Linked DNA regions of Homo sapiens: all the other regions are linked to region 2. Evidence: chromatin contacts called from ENCODE Hi-C or POLR2A ChIA-PET data. All regions are on one chromosome and are shown on one strand. Each heading gives the region's core, a stretch centred on a gene start or an enhancer-like site at or near the end of the contact. The rest is flanking DNA. Distances are from core to core; before and after follow the strand shown. Region 1 holds the start of SMIM14-DT (SMIM14 divergent transcript). Region 2 overlaps RBM47 (RNA binding motif protein 47). Region 3 holds the start of UBE2K (ubiquitin conjugating enzyme E2 K).

Region 1 (4,492 bases), core at 1,395-3,894, 940 kb after region 2:
AAGTTGGTGCTGGCTGTTGGTGGAGGCTTTTTCTCCTCTCCACATAGGCCTCTTCATAGAGCTGTTCGAGCACAGTGGTGTGGAGACTGCCTTCCTCCAGGGCAAGCAATCAAAGAGAATGAGAGGGAAAGCTGCAATCAGTGTCTTTGTGACCTAACCTCAGAAGTCACACACATTCAATTGTATTCTATTGGTAAAACATAGTAGTCCTGATTCAAAGGGTTGATGCAGACCACCAGCGGTGACAATCACTGGGGGTCCTCTTAGAGGCTGGCTACCAAGGATCCCAACATCTTTTTTGTTTGTTTGTTTCTGAGACAAGGTATTGCTATGTTGCCCAGGTTGGAGTGCAGTGGCTATTCAAAGCCTCTAACTCCTGGGTTCAGGCAATTCTCCTGTCTCTGCCTCCTGAGTAGCTGGGACTACAGGCATACAGCACCTCGCCAGGCTAATCCTAACATCTTGGTTTTCCTGTAATTTACTTTATAAAGCAAGTACTGGGTGTGCACAGTGACCCATGCCTGTAACCCCAACACTTTGGGAGGCTGAAACAGGAGGATCACTTCAGACCAGGAGTTCAAGACCAGTCTCAACAATATAGCAAGATCCTATAACAAATTAAAAAAAAAAGTAGCTCACTGTGGTGGCATGTGTCTGTAGTCTTAGTTATTCAGGAGGCTAAAATGGGAGGATCACTTCAGCCCAGGAGTTTGAGGCTGTAGTGAGCTATGATTGCACCACTGCATTCCAGCCTGTGCAACAGAGCAAGACCCTATCTCAAAAAAAAAAAAAAAAAGGCCAGGCGCGGTGGCTCACGCCTGTAATCCCAGCACTTTGGGAGGCCGAGACGGGCGGATCACGAGGTCAGGAGCTTGAGACCATCCTGGCTAACATGGTGAAACCCCGTCTCTACTAAAAATACAAAAAATTAGCCAGGCGTGGTGGCGGCGGGTGCCTGTAGTCCCAGCTACTCGGGAGGCTGAGGTAGGAGAATGGCGTGAACCCAGGAGGCGGAGCTTGCAGTGAGCCGAGATCGAGCCACTGCACTCCAGCCTGGGCAACAGAGCAAGACTCCATCTCAAAAACAAACAAAAACAACAACAACAAAAACAACAACAACAAAACCAAGTACTGAGAATTTTGCAACAACCAGTACAATTCTAGTTTTGTACCATACTGTTCTCTTAAACACAGCTGTGTTCTCAAACACATACGTGCCCATGGGTGCACTCAAGCATAACAGATTTTGTTTGGAGTTGCACAAATTAAAGACCCTTTGGTACAGTGTCAGCTCATTAGGGCACCAGATTCCATCTCAAACTCTGAATTTGAGTAAGCAGAGTTCAAGGTTGCAGATTAAGGGCCAAAATCTTTATTCTTTGTATCTACTTTGCAATTAGTTAACTGGGAAACACTTCAAGTTTTACCAGAAACCTTTAATTTTCTAGAAACCTTTACCTGTGTTCAATATCCACTTTAATTAAAAAGCTCTTGTAAATGATACTTATTTGGGGAAGGTGATTCAGCTTGTCGAGGGGTAATTAACCAAATTGCTGAGGTGGAAGTCTGGGTAAGTGAAAAGGTCATCAAATCTGAGTAAGAAAGCTTGCAGCTTTCACCTCTCCGTCAAGACTGGCAGAGAGGCACTTTCGTAAAATCTTTGTTTGGGATTCACTTTTACTTCGCCACTTGTCCCATTTTAATTAAAGCTTGCCAACTGAAGGACCTAAGAAAACAATATAGTTCTGCATTTTGCCAAATTGGGAAATTTCCAGGGCCCCCAAAATTTAGCGGGGAGACTCAGAGACTAGAATGGGAGAATAGGAAGCACCAACTTGCTCTAAAAGGAAGATTGGGTAAAAGCAGCACTCTTATTCCAGCTCTACAACCAAAGCAACTAAGACTTGGGCTGGCTGGCTGCCTAGCCACAGCATTCCCTCCTACTTCCCCATTATCTCCTGACCAGCAAGTCATCTTTGGTCACATATCTTTAATTATTTAGTTTGAGACAAAGTCTCACTATCACCCAGGCTGGAGTGCAGTGGCGCGATCTCGGCTCACTGCAACCTCCGCCTCCCGGGTTCAAGCGATTCTTCCACCTCAGCCTCCCGAGTAGCTGGGACTACAAGCGGGCACCACCATGCCCGGCTAATTTTTGTGTTTTTAGTGGAGATGGGGTTTCACCATGTCGGCCAGGCTGGTCTCGGACTCCTGACCTCAAGTGATCCGCCCACCTCTGCCTCCTGAAGTGCTGGGATTACAGGCATGAGTCACCAAGCCCGACTACATATTCCTTTTATTAATATTCCTGTTGAACTTAATTTTGGTCGTTTCCGGTGCAAAAATGTTAAGGTAAAGGGAATCAATAACAGCCACATTTGATGTATTTTTGTAATCCCCATCTCCAATTTCCATCCGGGCCTGAGTAACCAAAAACACTTTACAGGGGTAGACTGTCTCAACAGACATCAATTTGTAACCGCGTCTACCTCTACCACGGTATTCTAAAGACTCCGTCGAGGAAAACCTTTAGCTCGGGCAACGGGAGACACATTACAGAACACTGTCCGCCGCCGAAGAAACAGACGATACGCGGGAGAGTTGAACAGACACCCGGCCTCGCCCCGATTGCTTCACAGTCCTCAGCCACGCCCCTCCCAACCGGAACTACATCCCCCGCACTCCGCGCCCCCACGCACAGCGTGTCGTAGGCGTCCGAAGCCGCAGGCTCCCGCCCGGCTTCCCGGGACGCACAGGGCAGGCGCTGGGCATGCGCATGCTCGGCAGGCGGGGCAGCTGGAGTCTCCAGGCGCTGCAATCTGTTGCGCCGCCGCCCGCGGGAGCCGGCAGATCCGGGTCTTGTGGCTAAGAGTGACGTGGTCACTCGAATCAAAACAGAGGAGGGGGAGGAAGCCGGCGGCCAGAAACGGCAGTGGCAGCAGCGTCCGGAGCAGCCGCAGCCTTCTGGAAGCTCCAGGCGGTCTTTCTGCCGAGCCTCGGTCCCGGCCCCCATCCTCCCCGCCCCATCGGTTGTTGTCTGGGCGGGTGAGTGTCTCCCCCTCTCCCACCAGCGTTTGCTGGCTCACCCTCCCCTCGCCCCAGTTTTTCCTGGGGGCTCCTCAGGCTCTCGGGGACTGCGGCGGCTGCGGCAGAACAGGGCTGTTTCTCGGGCTTGGCGTTTCCTCGGCCGGGCTGGCGATTCTGCACCGGGAGAAGCTCCGCTGCTGCCGAGCCCGCGTCCCCCGCGAAGAGCCTGCAATTGGGTATTCTCTGCAGGATGTCAGAGTCGGGGCTTTGCAGGCAAGGGCAAGGTAGCCACGGGTGGTTTTATTTTTAGGATCAGATTGTCGACGGGTGGAGGCGTATCATGGAGTAAAAAGAGAGTCGTAGCTGGAAGGAAAAACTCACAAATCCTGAAATCCACACTATCTTGTTTACCGTCTCCCTCAGCCCTTTCTGGGTACGGTGAAGTCACTAGGATGCGTCCTTTGTTGTGATAAGTGAGACGAGAAAGCTGACACCCTGAAAGCGAGAGCTTTTTAGCTCCTATTGTGTCGCGAATTTAAAGGATCCCCTTTTTCTGTTTGCTCAGTAAGTGGAACCAAGGCTGACAGTAAAGAGGTAGCAGCACCCTTTATTGGAACTAATAGTGTGTGATAAACTGGTTACCGGCTCTACCCGAAGTCCCGTGTTGCTGTTTAAAGGCAGACTTCACCAAAGTGGCTGTTTATATGTGCCAGGATTTTAGCCGAGATGGTTTGCTAGCTGTAGAGAGTCGGTAGGATGTTTTCAGTTGCCCCAGTTGGCAAAACCGAGGCTGTGGCCTTAATAGAATGTGTTACTTTTGCATCGAGAGAGTCGGATGAGCTTCACACACGTAATAGCTACATTTGCAGAAGAGACCTTCCAGTTTGTGTGTGTTATTGTCAGAAACAGCAGCTGTACATATTATAACTTGGAAAGCGTAAGACCTTCCAGGTGTTGGAGTGTTGGGACGCTTAGGAGGCATTCTTGCTGCCCAGCGCTGTGGAGGTTGCAGGAGGCTTTGCATTCCCTTCCACTTAGGGTGGCTGGCCGCGCAGATTCCTTTAGTGTAGCCTGCTCCGAACTTGCCGCTCTCCGCGGCCGTCGACAGCACTGCGACCAGAAAACCAAACCTTTTTGTCCTAACTTTTTTTTTTTTTCCAACGTGGTGTTTAAGAACACCGCTTCACCCCCGAGAACTCATTAATTGAGGTGTTTCAGTGGTTAACAGCAAGAAAGAACAACAGTACGTGATAGTTAATTGCTCCTTATCAAACCCAGGAAGAGTTATGAGTTTAGATTATTTCCTTGAAGGGTATGTCCTTGTGGTATAACATGAACCCCTTAACGAATCTTTTCTCCAGTGTTTGCCGTTGAGATATTTTTTCTTACTACTGTAGTTGGAATCCTTCTGATTTAGAAGAAGGAAAGATTTCTTGAAGTTCTTTTTCAGCTTTTTACCTTTTAT
Region 2 (4,816 bases), core at 1,853-4,352:
GGAAAGGATTCAAGCACACAGATGAGTCACTTGGATTCTAAGAGTTAAAAAAAAAAAAGTATGAGGAAACACATTTAGAAAATATCCATGAAGTGGACTCATTTGACTTTGCTAACTAAACCAAGTTCAACTGAAGGAAAATTTTTTACTGGTGAGAGGTCCAGGATATTTGGCATGTTGGAACTTAGACCAATTCGAATTTATAAATCCTCTAAAAGTAGGCCGGAAGCGGTGGCTCACTCCTGTAATCCCAGCACTTTGGGAGGTCAAGGCAGGAAGATCCCTTGAGCCCAGGAGTTCAAGACCAGCCTGGGCAACAAGGCGAGACCCTGTCTCTACAAAAATAAAAAATAATTTAAAAAAATAGACAGGCATGGTAGTGTGCACCTGTGGTCACCTCTACATGGGAGACTGAGGTAGGAGGATCCCTTGAGCCAGGGAGGCAGAGGTTGCAGTGAGCTGTGATTGTGCCACTGCAGTCCAGCCTGGGTGACAGAGTGAGACCTAGTCTCAAAAAAAAAAAAAAAATTACCCTAAAGTTTACTTTCTCAATGTAATAACTCCAGCAAAGACCCACAGAGAAAAATGCTTCAGAGCTTCTTGGGAATGTAGATTGACTCGTGTATGGAGAAGTGCTCTGATTTGAACCACCTCCATAAGATGGGTAAATTTTCTTCATATCATCTCCCTAAAATAGGTAATCTAGTTCCCACTTAAGTCAGATCTTATTTTTTATAATTTTAATAACTTTTAAATAATTACCCTTAAAGTTATAGAGTTTTACCTAGAGAATCTGAACTAGTTATTCCCATCCAATTTGTTTCTTTGCTATTGCATTTTTTTTTTTTTTTTTTCTGAGACAGGGTCTCGCTCTGTCACCCAGGCTGGAGTATAGTGGCATGATCTCGACTCACTACAACCTCCACCTCCCGGGTTCAAGTGGTTCTCCTGCCTCAGCCTCCTGAGTAGCTGGGACTACAGGCGCGTGCCACCATGCCCAGCTAATTTTTTGTATTTTTAGTAGAGATGGGGTTTCAGTGTGTTAGCCAGGATGGTCTCAGTCTCCTGACCTCGTGATCCGCCAGTCTTGGCCTCCCAAAGTGCTGGGATTACAAGCGTGAGCCACCGTGCCTGGCTGCATTTTTTTTTTTTTTAATTTAAGATAGAGTCTCGCTCTGTTGCCCAGGCTGGAGTGCAGTGGCATGATCTTGGCTCACTGTAGCCTCCGCCTCCCAGGTTCAAGTGATTCTTCTGCCTCAGCCTCCTGAGTAGCTGGGAGTACAAGTGCACGCCACCATGTCTGGCTAATTTTTTGTTATTTTAGTGGAGATGGGGTTTCACCATATTGCCCAGGCTGGTCTTGAACTCCTGACCTCAAGTGATCTGCCCTCCCTGGCCTCCCAAAGTGCTGGAATTACAGGCGTGAGCCATCGTGCCCAGCTTGCTATCACATTTTGAGCACCTACTGTGTGTAGCATTGTGCCAAGCACTTTGTGTGCGTTACCCCTTAGCCCTTACAGCAGGCCCTGCTACACAGCACCATTTACAGATGAGGAACTGAGGCAGTGAGAAGTCATATCTCTTGTCCTAGGTAACATAATAACTCTAGAAGTTAAGGTAGAAGAGAAAATGATAGAAAAGGCCATAAGCAAAGCTTTCAGATGGAAGAACAATGAAATCTAAGTGGTGGGCATGTAGAAAGAAAAAGCTAAGAACACTGAAAATGAATGGAAGTAGAAAATGGAGGCAGAGGGAGGCCATTTATTCTACAATTGTCTATAAGTGTCAGGAGGAAAATCCTATGTGTCAAAAGACAAAATTGCAACAAATTTAGTTTAAAGTTCTCAATTGCTTTTATTTGAGTTTCTAGAATCGGGCAACACTTCCTTCCATATTATAGGAAAAGGGTTCCAGTCAGCCGAGCAGAAGAGCTTGGCTTTATAAAGTAGAAGGAAAGAACTTAAAGTATATTAATTGTTTCAAAGATACTTTTTTTGTAAGGAATGGGACAACAGGAGACAGAACAACAGAAAAATAACATCAGATTACTTTAAGGATTAAAGCAGGGAGTTTCATTATGCCAATTAAAGATTTGAAACTGGCCCATTTAAGAAATTTGGTGTTATTTCTTCGTCCTGATTACTGAGAAGGTCAGACAACAACTTAGTTTCTGTTTTGTGATGTGGAACTTTAGCCTGGGTGACTCCATTTTGATTTTCAGTCTGGTCTATTGGGCCCTAGTTGCAGAAGTTTAGTCCAAAACAGTGACCTCCTATAATTCTTTTTTTCTTTTTTTAAGAGAAGAGGTCTTGCTGTGTTGTCTAGGCTGGCCTTGACCTCCTAGGCTCAAGCCATCTTCCCATCTCAGCCCCCTGAGTAGCTGGGACTACACGCACGCACCACCGCTCCTAGCTTCCTGTAATTTTTATTGGACAGTTTGTTGGTTTCTTCACCAGGGAGTAACACAATGGTACCACATTTATCTAATCTTGAGATATGTGCTGAAGTAGGAAAAAACTCCAGAGTTTTAAACGGTCTGTGATAAGGCAGAGATTTGGGGCTTTGGGTTTCTGGTTTGTTGCATTCCTGTTTCTTTGTGACTATCAGCTTATCCCAGACTTTTTTTTTTTTTAAGTATGAGATACCATAAGGGAGGATCAGGAAAGGGAAAACAGGATTTTTAAAAAAATTGGAACAGGGAATAAATAGCAGAGAGGAACATCCTTTTTTTTTTTTTTAAACAGAATCTAACCAGGTACCCATTATACGATCTGCATTTGTCTGGACTGTCACTTGAGCTGTTCTCTGAGCTGTCTTCATGTAACTATTAACTCCCTGATCTTTCTGAGGCTGCCTGTGTGAGGTGGCAGCCTTGTTTAGTCGGCAAACAAGCTGTTGCTGAGGACTCTTGACAACATGAGCAGGCATTTCCCAGTTTGAGGAAGTCCCTGTGGCCTGTGTTAGATTCGGCCACCAGCATGCACAGAGCTGAAGCGTGGGTGCAGGCATTGGCTAGATGGGGTTCAGCCCCTTTCCCAGAACTGAAACTGGTCCCAATCCATCTCTTGGCTCAGCACTCCAGGAAGGCTATTTGAGGAAGCAAACCTATAAGGAACTAAGAACAGTCATGTGTTCATGATTGACTCACTCAGGGTTTCCTCTTTAGCACGTGACCCTCAGGCCACCCATTCCTTGGAGTGGGCTGAAAGTTAATGATTCGTTACTGCCAGGGACGCTTTATTTGAGCAACTCCTTTTTTTCTCCTGGCTTGAGTCACAGGTAGCATTCAGCATGGACTTTGGAGCCAGCCTGTCTGAATCTAATCACTCAGCTCCACCAGCTCTGTGACCCTGGGAAAGTTATTTAATGTCATCCTATCTCAGTTTCTTCATCTATAAAATGGGTATCATCATCATCATCATCAGGATTTCTGTGAATATTATATGAGATAACACATGCAAAGTGTTTACAACAGTGCCTGCCACACGGGAATTTAAAGTATCTAGAAAGTGAAACAACCCTCAGTTGCTAACTTCAAAAATAGAAATGAGCTGAGCTTGCACCTGTAATCCCAGCACCCTGAGGGGCTCAGGCAAGAGGATCACTTGAGGCCAGAAGTTTGAGGCTGCAGTGAGCCATCCATGATCATGCCACTGCACTCCAGCCTGGGCGATAGAGTGAGACCCTGTCTCTTTTAAAAAAGAAAAATGACAAATGATTTCTCATTGTGATGTTAGTATGTTACGTTTGTCTGATATTTTACAGTTTCCAAAATGCTTTCATATATGTTATGTAAGTTGATCACAGGGGCTAGGTAGTAGTTAGAAAGTTTCACCTTTGTAAGAAATAGGCTTGGAGGCCAGGCATGGTGGCTGTTGCTATGTTGCTCAGGCTAGGAGTTCAAGACCAGCCTGGGCGACATAGCAAGACCCCATCTCTACAAAAAAATTTTTTTAAAAAATTGATCAGGCATAAATATGATTGTGGGTGACAGGGGGAGACCCTGTCTCCGCCCCCCCCCAAAAAAAAAAAAAAAACAGAAAAGAGAAAGAAAAAAAGAAATAGGCTGAAGAAAGGGCATAATCTGGGAAAGATAAGGGAAAGCATGTAAGGGATCCTTTCTCAAGGAATGCATTCCATTGCCTGGGGCACTGCCCCAGGAGGAGGTGAGGAAAGATGCCTCTTAGCAAGCTATGTGAGCCTGCAGGGAAGGAACACTTCCCCAGTGTCCGATCCAAAGGAGAACCCTGCCTTGGGTGGCGACAGAACCAGATGAGCTATTAACAATGCCCTCCTGGCCACCAGCACTGGCAGGCCCCCATTTCTTCTGGGCTTCCTCTGGATCAGAGAGCACCTCTGAGATCAGACCCTTTCTCTCCCTGCTGGAGCCAGGCCTCAGGAGCTTGGTAATGTGTGAGAACAAGCACAGAGGAAACCATGAAGGAATCTGAGGTTTCTCTTCAAAAGAGAGAAAATTCCAGATGACCAAATATCACTGTACTCTTGGCGGACAGAATGGCTTCATTTGTCCTTTCAGTGCTAAAACCAGGACAGTCCTGGGCAAACTGGCATGGGTTGGTCACTCAGACACACAGTAGCCCTTATCAAAGTGGTCCAACGGGGATTAAGGACAAAACCATTAAGTATTCAAATTTTAAGTATTCAGTTAACTTGGGGAGACTTCTTTATAGGTAGCTATTCCTTGGTAGTTTTTTTTTTTTTTTTGAGATGGAGTTTCGCTCTTGTTGCCCAGGCTGGAGTGCAGTGGCACGATCTCGACTCACCGCAACCGCTGCCTCCCAGGTTCAAGCGACTT
Region 3 (4,587 bases), core at 370-2,869, 880 kb after region 2:
TTTTCTCCATGTATACTCATCACATACTTAGAATGCTGAATTTCACAAATTATTATTGACACTATTAAAGTACTAACTGTAAAAGAAAAACACAAATAGCAATGATATATTCAATAATGGTATGTGAATCTTGAAAATAATCATTTTCTGTATTACTTTTTGTTTAATTCATGTGGGGAAGACAATCTGGCATTCTTGTTGATCTTGGTATGAGAAACTGTACTAATACTTGCATAATTTTGAGTCAAATTACTAGAGCACTGTGAATATCTTACATAAATAAACGTAGTACAAATGTATCTAAATTCTGCAGGACTTAAGAGCAACGGGAGGCAACTTTTTTGAAAATCTGTTAAGTCGTGATAAATCTCAATAAGGAGATGAAACAATGTATTAATCTGGTGAAATTTCACATTTTTAATAGGTCTGCTTTTCAAAAGTAAGAATCAAGTTAACTATGAGGGACATCATAATGAAGTTTCGTGGCACAACACGAGTCACAGAGGCACTGTCTTAAGACAGTCTCTCTGATCTGTAACTTGTAAACAATATTTTGAAATAAGCTACTCATACATTCCATTATTTGTTTCCTAACTAAAAATATTTACATGTCTTTAATACACCAAACACCTTGCCTTTGCCCACTCAAAAGATTGAGATGTCAATAAAGATGAGGCCTAGGAATTTGGGGGTTAAGTGGAAAAGAGATAATTATCTTATTTGGAATTAACTTGCTAACTCAGGTGAAAATTCCCTTACCCCTGCCACCAAATAAGACAGTATTCTATTATGTCTCCCTTTGACTCCTAACACCCAACTAAGAAGGACTAACTCTGAATGTCCTTCCTTTTTAATCAATACCTAAGGACTCACTGCTCCTTCCCCAAGAAAAGAACAGTGAAGGCCTGACAGGCAATAACCCCGAATACCCTCAAAAGTGTGGGCCTTCGAGCAGCACTGCTCTTGGGATCCAGTTACCACCTTTCCCCTTCCCCCAACCCACTTCCCGGGTTTTCTCAGGCTCGGCCTGCTCCCTCCCCACCCCACAGCCACATTTCCAGCTGCGGCCACCGCCTCGGGTTCTCTTGTGAGCTTCCATCCCTCCGAGGAGTTGCCCCCTGTCCATCACCTCCCCAAACCATGTTCCACCCCAGACCACCCGCCCGCGAGACCGTCCATCCTAGCGCTCTGGGAGGGGAGGGGAAGGCGGCGGAAGGAGGAGGGGAACACTGCTGCTTCCTCACAGGCAGAAGGGCGGCCGCAAGGAGGACCACCCAGGGACTACCGGGGATATCGGGGTCGCAGCTGGGAGGACCCTCCCGCCCCAGGCAGAGGTGGGGGATATCCGGGAGTTCATTTCTGACCTCCTCGCTCTTCAGCACCTCCTTGAACTCCCGCTTGATTCGCTGCACCGCGATGTTGGCCATGTCTCCGCCCGCAGCTGATTCGTACCCGCCTCCTCCGCCACCGCTACGACCACCGCCACCGCCGCCACCTCTTCCTCCACCGCCTCCTCCCTCGGCGATTCAGACCTGAGCACACGAACACTGCCACTACCACCCCGGCCGCCGCGCTCGCCTCAGTGTGGAATCACCTCCGCGCCCGGCCACCAAAATGGCGCCGGGTCGGCGCATGCGCACGACGTTGACCCGGCCGGGCGGCGCAGCCGCTCCCGTTGGAGCCCCCATACGCCCGAGCCACGAGCTCGCGTCTCGGCTGGGGCTGCGGCCGCGTGGCTCCGCCCTGCCGGCGTCTGGGGCCGCGAGGGTGCGGCTTCCAAGCTGGCCGGCCCTAGCCGGCCCCCCCGGCCCTTCCCGGCGCCTCCGCTCCTGTTTAAACCCGGGTGCTGTGGTCTGGGCTTCCAGCGCTGGCCTCTGACCGAAGGTTCGGGCGCAACCGAACGGGTTTCCGACGCCGCACTCGGCTGGAACGCCGCCCTGACTCAGCTAGACCCGGAACCCGGAGGCTGAACGCCGTGTCTAGCGCAGGAAAACGCTCTCCCGGATCTCGGTCCGGCCCATTTTCAGTTGGTGTAGCCCCAGAAAATCTACTGCAGTCGTTTTTGTTCTGCAACATTTATAGTACCACGATTATTCCCATCATCTCAGGTAGCACAGATTATTGAATTAAGGCTGGTTATTGTTGGATCAGATTGGGTTTGAGACAGGTACTCGGTGGAGAGGCCTGAGGGTGGGTTTAGAAGCCAGATGTTGCTCTTTGACCTATTTAATACCGAGCTTGACACACACACACAATCTCTCTCTCTCTCTCTCTCTCTCTCTCACACACACACACACACACACACACACACACTCCTATGCCCATCCCTAGAGTGTAGGGTGGGCCTAAGACTGCGCTTCTAACAAGTCTCCCAGTTGCTGCTGCTGTTGGTGCTGGTTCCGGGACCACATTATGAGAACCACTGAACTGAATGAAGCATGTGAAAATTCACATATATTAAAGTGAAAATTGGAGAAATGGAAACAATTACAGTACCCTTCAGGGGACTCGGGGTGGGGGAGGGGGAGCCTTATTTCTGTAAACCTAGGCCTCAAAGGTGCCTGGTGATAGTAGGCACTCAATAAATATTGAATGAGTAAATGAGTACAGATAAGACTAAAACGTTTTTGCTGGCGCGGCGGATCGCTTGAGGTCAGGAGTCCGAGACCAGTCTGGCCAACATGGTGAAACCCCATCTCTACTAAAAATACAAAAATCAGCCAGGTGTGGTGGCAGGCACCTGTAATCCCAGCTATTCTGGAGGCTGAGGCAGGAACATCGCTTGAACCTGGGGGTCGGAGGTTGCAGTGAGCGAGATCGCGCCACTGCACTCCAGCCTGGGCCACAGTGCAAGATTCTGTCTCAAACAAAACAAAACAAAACAAAAAGTATAAAATATTTTAAGTGGAAAGTAAGTTTGAAAGTGGTTTCTGGGCCAGGTGCGGTGGCTCACGCCTGTAATCCCAGCACTTTGGGAGGCGGAGGCGGGCGGATCACGAGGTCAGGAGATCAAGACCATCCTGGCTAACACGGTGAAACCCCGTCTCTACTAAAAAAATATAAAAAAAATAGCTGGGCGTGGTGGCGGGCGCCTGTAGTCCCAGCTACTCGGGAGGCTGAGGCAGGAGAATGGCGTGAACCCGGGAGGCGGAGCTTGCAGCGAGCGAGATTGCGCCACTGCACTCCAGTCTGGGCAACGGAGCGAGACTCCGTCTCAAAAAAAAACAAAAAACAAACAAACAAAAGAAAGTGGTTTCTGGTCGGGCGCGGTGGCTCACGCCTGTAATCCCAGCACTTTGGAAGGCCGAGGGGGAGCAGATCACTTGAGCCCAGGAGTTTGAGACCAACCTGGGCCCTATGGTGAAATCCTGTCTCTAAAGATAATAATTTTTAAAAAAGAAAGTGGTTTCTAAGGTGCATAGTAATAATGGTTTGGTACTGAGAAGCATTTTGAATAGAACATTTTGGAATAAGTAATAAGGGTGTCATTTCAGAAGTTTATACTTCATGCACTTTCTTCACCTAGCCAATCAGTAAAATATCTATTATAAAAATATCACAAATACATGGTTTTACCAAAAGTAATTAAAATTGTGGTGGCAAACATGGAAATAGCCAATGGAGGCGAATCAGTGGGGGCACAAGGCAAAAGAGAATTTCTTAAACTCCCGCCCCAGGAACCAAGAGGAGATTTTAAAATTCCAGTTCTCTCCCATGGCAGTTCTCTTGCCAGCTTTTATTTCCTCATCTACGAAACGAGAAAACTGGATTAGATTATCTCTCTCAAGTTTTAAGAGTTCAGAATTCGAAAATATCATCTCAAAACATTTCCCCTAAGTGGGCTGACATAAATTATATAAACCCTTCTAGCAGAGCCCCCTAGTGGTCCTAAGAGGACTCAACCATATACGTAGGTCATGGTACAAGGAATTATTGGTGTAATGTAAATCACGCAATGCTATATGTATTTGTGCCAGTAGACTTAAAAAAATTATTTTGAAGAGTGCAAAAACTTTTTGAGCACTTTACATTATCACTGTCCAATCCTAATCTTGGAATGTGAAGAAACTTGGAATACTCAAAGGGGGACCAGTTAGAAGGGTCCAGGCCGGGCGCCCTGATTTATGTCTGTAATCCCAGCACTTTGGGAGGCCGAGGCGGGCGGATCGCTTGAGCTCAGGAATTCGAGACCAGCCTGGGCAACATGGTGAGACCCCCGACTCTACTAAAATACAAAAACTTAGCTGGGTGTGGTGGCGTGCGCTGTAGTCCCAACTACTTGGGAGGTTGAGGCAGGAGAATCGCTTGAACCCAGGAGGCGGAGGTTGCAGTGAGCGGAGATCACACCACTGCACTCCAGCCTGGGTGACAGAGGGTGACTCTGTCTCAAGAGAAAAACCACAAAAAGACAATTCCCCCTCTCCAAAAAAAGGTCTGGTAATTTCTTTCTTTTTTTTTTTTTTTTTTTTTTTTGTCTTTTTTCCCCCCTTTCTGTGGAGAACGGGGTCTCGCTATACTGCCCAGGCAGGTCTCAAACTCCTGGGCTCAAGGTATCCTCGCGCCTCTGCCTCCCTGAGAGCTGGGATT

The links. Hi-C counts contacts between places; a loop is a spot of excess contacts on that map. ChIA-PET counts read pairs that join two places held with the same protein, here RNA polymerase II (POLR2A). Pooled maps may share reads with other maps.
Region 1: a loop to region 2 is called in a pooled map, with 3 times the contacts of the local background. The contact joins the promoter of SMIM14-DT here to the enhancer-like site in region 2. A Hi-C loop is called at or near these places in 4 of 37 single-sample maps with no recorded cell type and 4 of 50 pooled maps. POLR2A ChIA-PET finds 5 or more read pairs at or near these places in 4 of 52 experiments (CD4-positive, alpha-beta T cell, PC-9, activated B cell and 1 more).
Region 3: a loop to region 2 is called in a pooled map, with 3 times the contacts of the local background. The contact joins the promoter of UBE2K here to the enhancer-like site in region 2. A Hi-C loop is called at or near these places in 1 of 37 single-sample maps with no recorded cell type and 1 of 50 pooled maps. POLR2A ChIA-PET finds 5 or more read pairs at or near these places in 3 of 52 experiments (A549, H1 and OCI-LY7).

The regions. Positions count from the first base shown.
Region 1 is chr4:39,637,292-39,641,783 of GRCh38, reverse strand. It overlaps SMIM14-DT (SMIM14 divergent transcript), which reads right to left and starts at 2,644. Exons shown (of 6, transcript NR_183845.1): 1 at 2,490-2,644; 2 at 1-90. It overlaps SMIM14 (small integral membrane protein 14), which reads left to right and starts at 2,919. Exons shown (of 5, transcript NM_174921.3): 1 at 2,919-3,045. RefSeq lists enhancers at 1-488, 2,260-2,977.
Region 2 is chr4:40,575,462-40,580,277 of GRCh38, reverse strand. All of the region lies in intron 1 of RBM47 (RNA binding motif protein 47), which reads left to right. Among named protein-coding and RNA genes, the nearest start is that of RBM47, 52 kb to the left of the region's middle. RefSeq lists enhancers at 2,750-2,949, 2,970-3,139. Within about 2 kb of position 3,102, at least 33 of the 41 ENCODE cell types and tissues checked have a DNase peak (open chromatin) inside an H3K27ac peak, as active enhancers do; they include OCI-LY7 and PC-9, where a contact is called at or near this core.
Region 3 is chr4:39,695,168-39,699,754 of GRCh38, reverse strand. UBE2K (ubiquitin conjugating enzyme E2 K) reads right to left here and starts at 1,619. Exons shown (of 7, transcript NM_005339.5): 1 at 1,365-1,619. The coding sequence starts at 1,427. RefSeq lists a silencer at 1,636-1,925 and an enhancer at 2,006-2,065.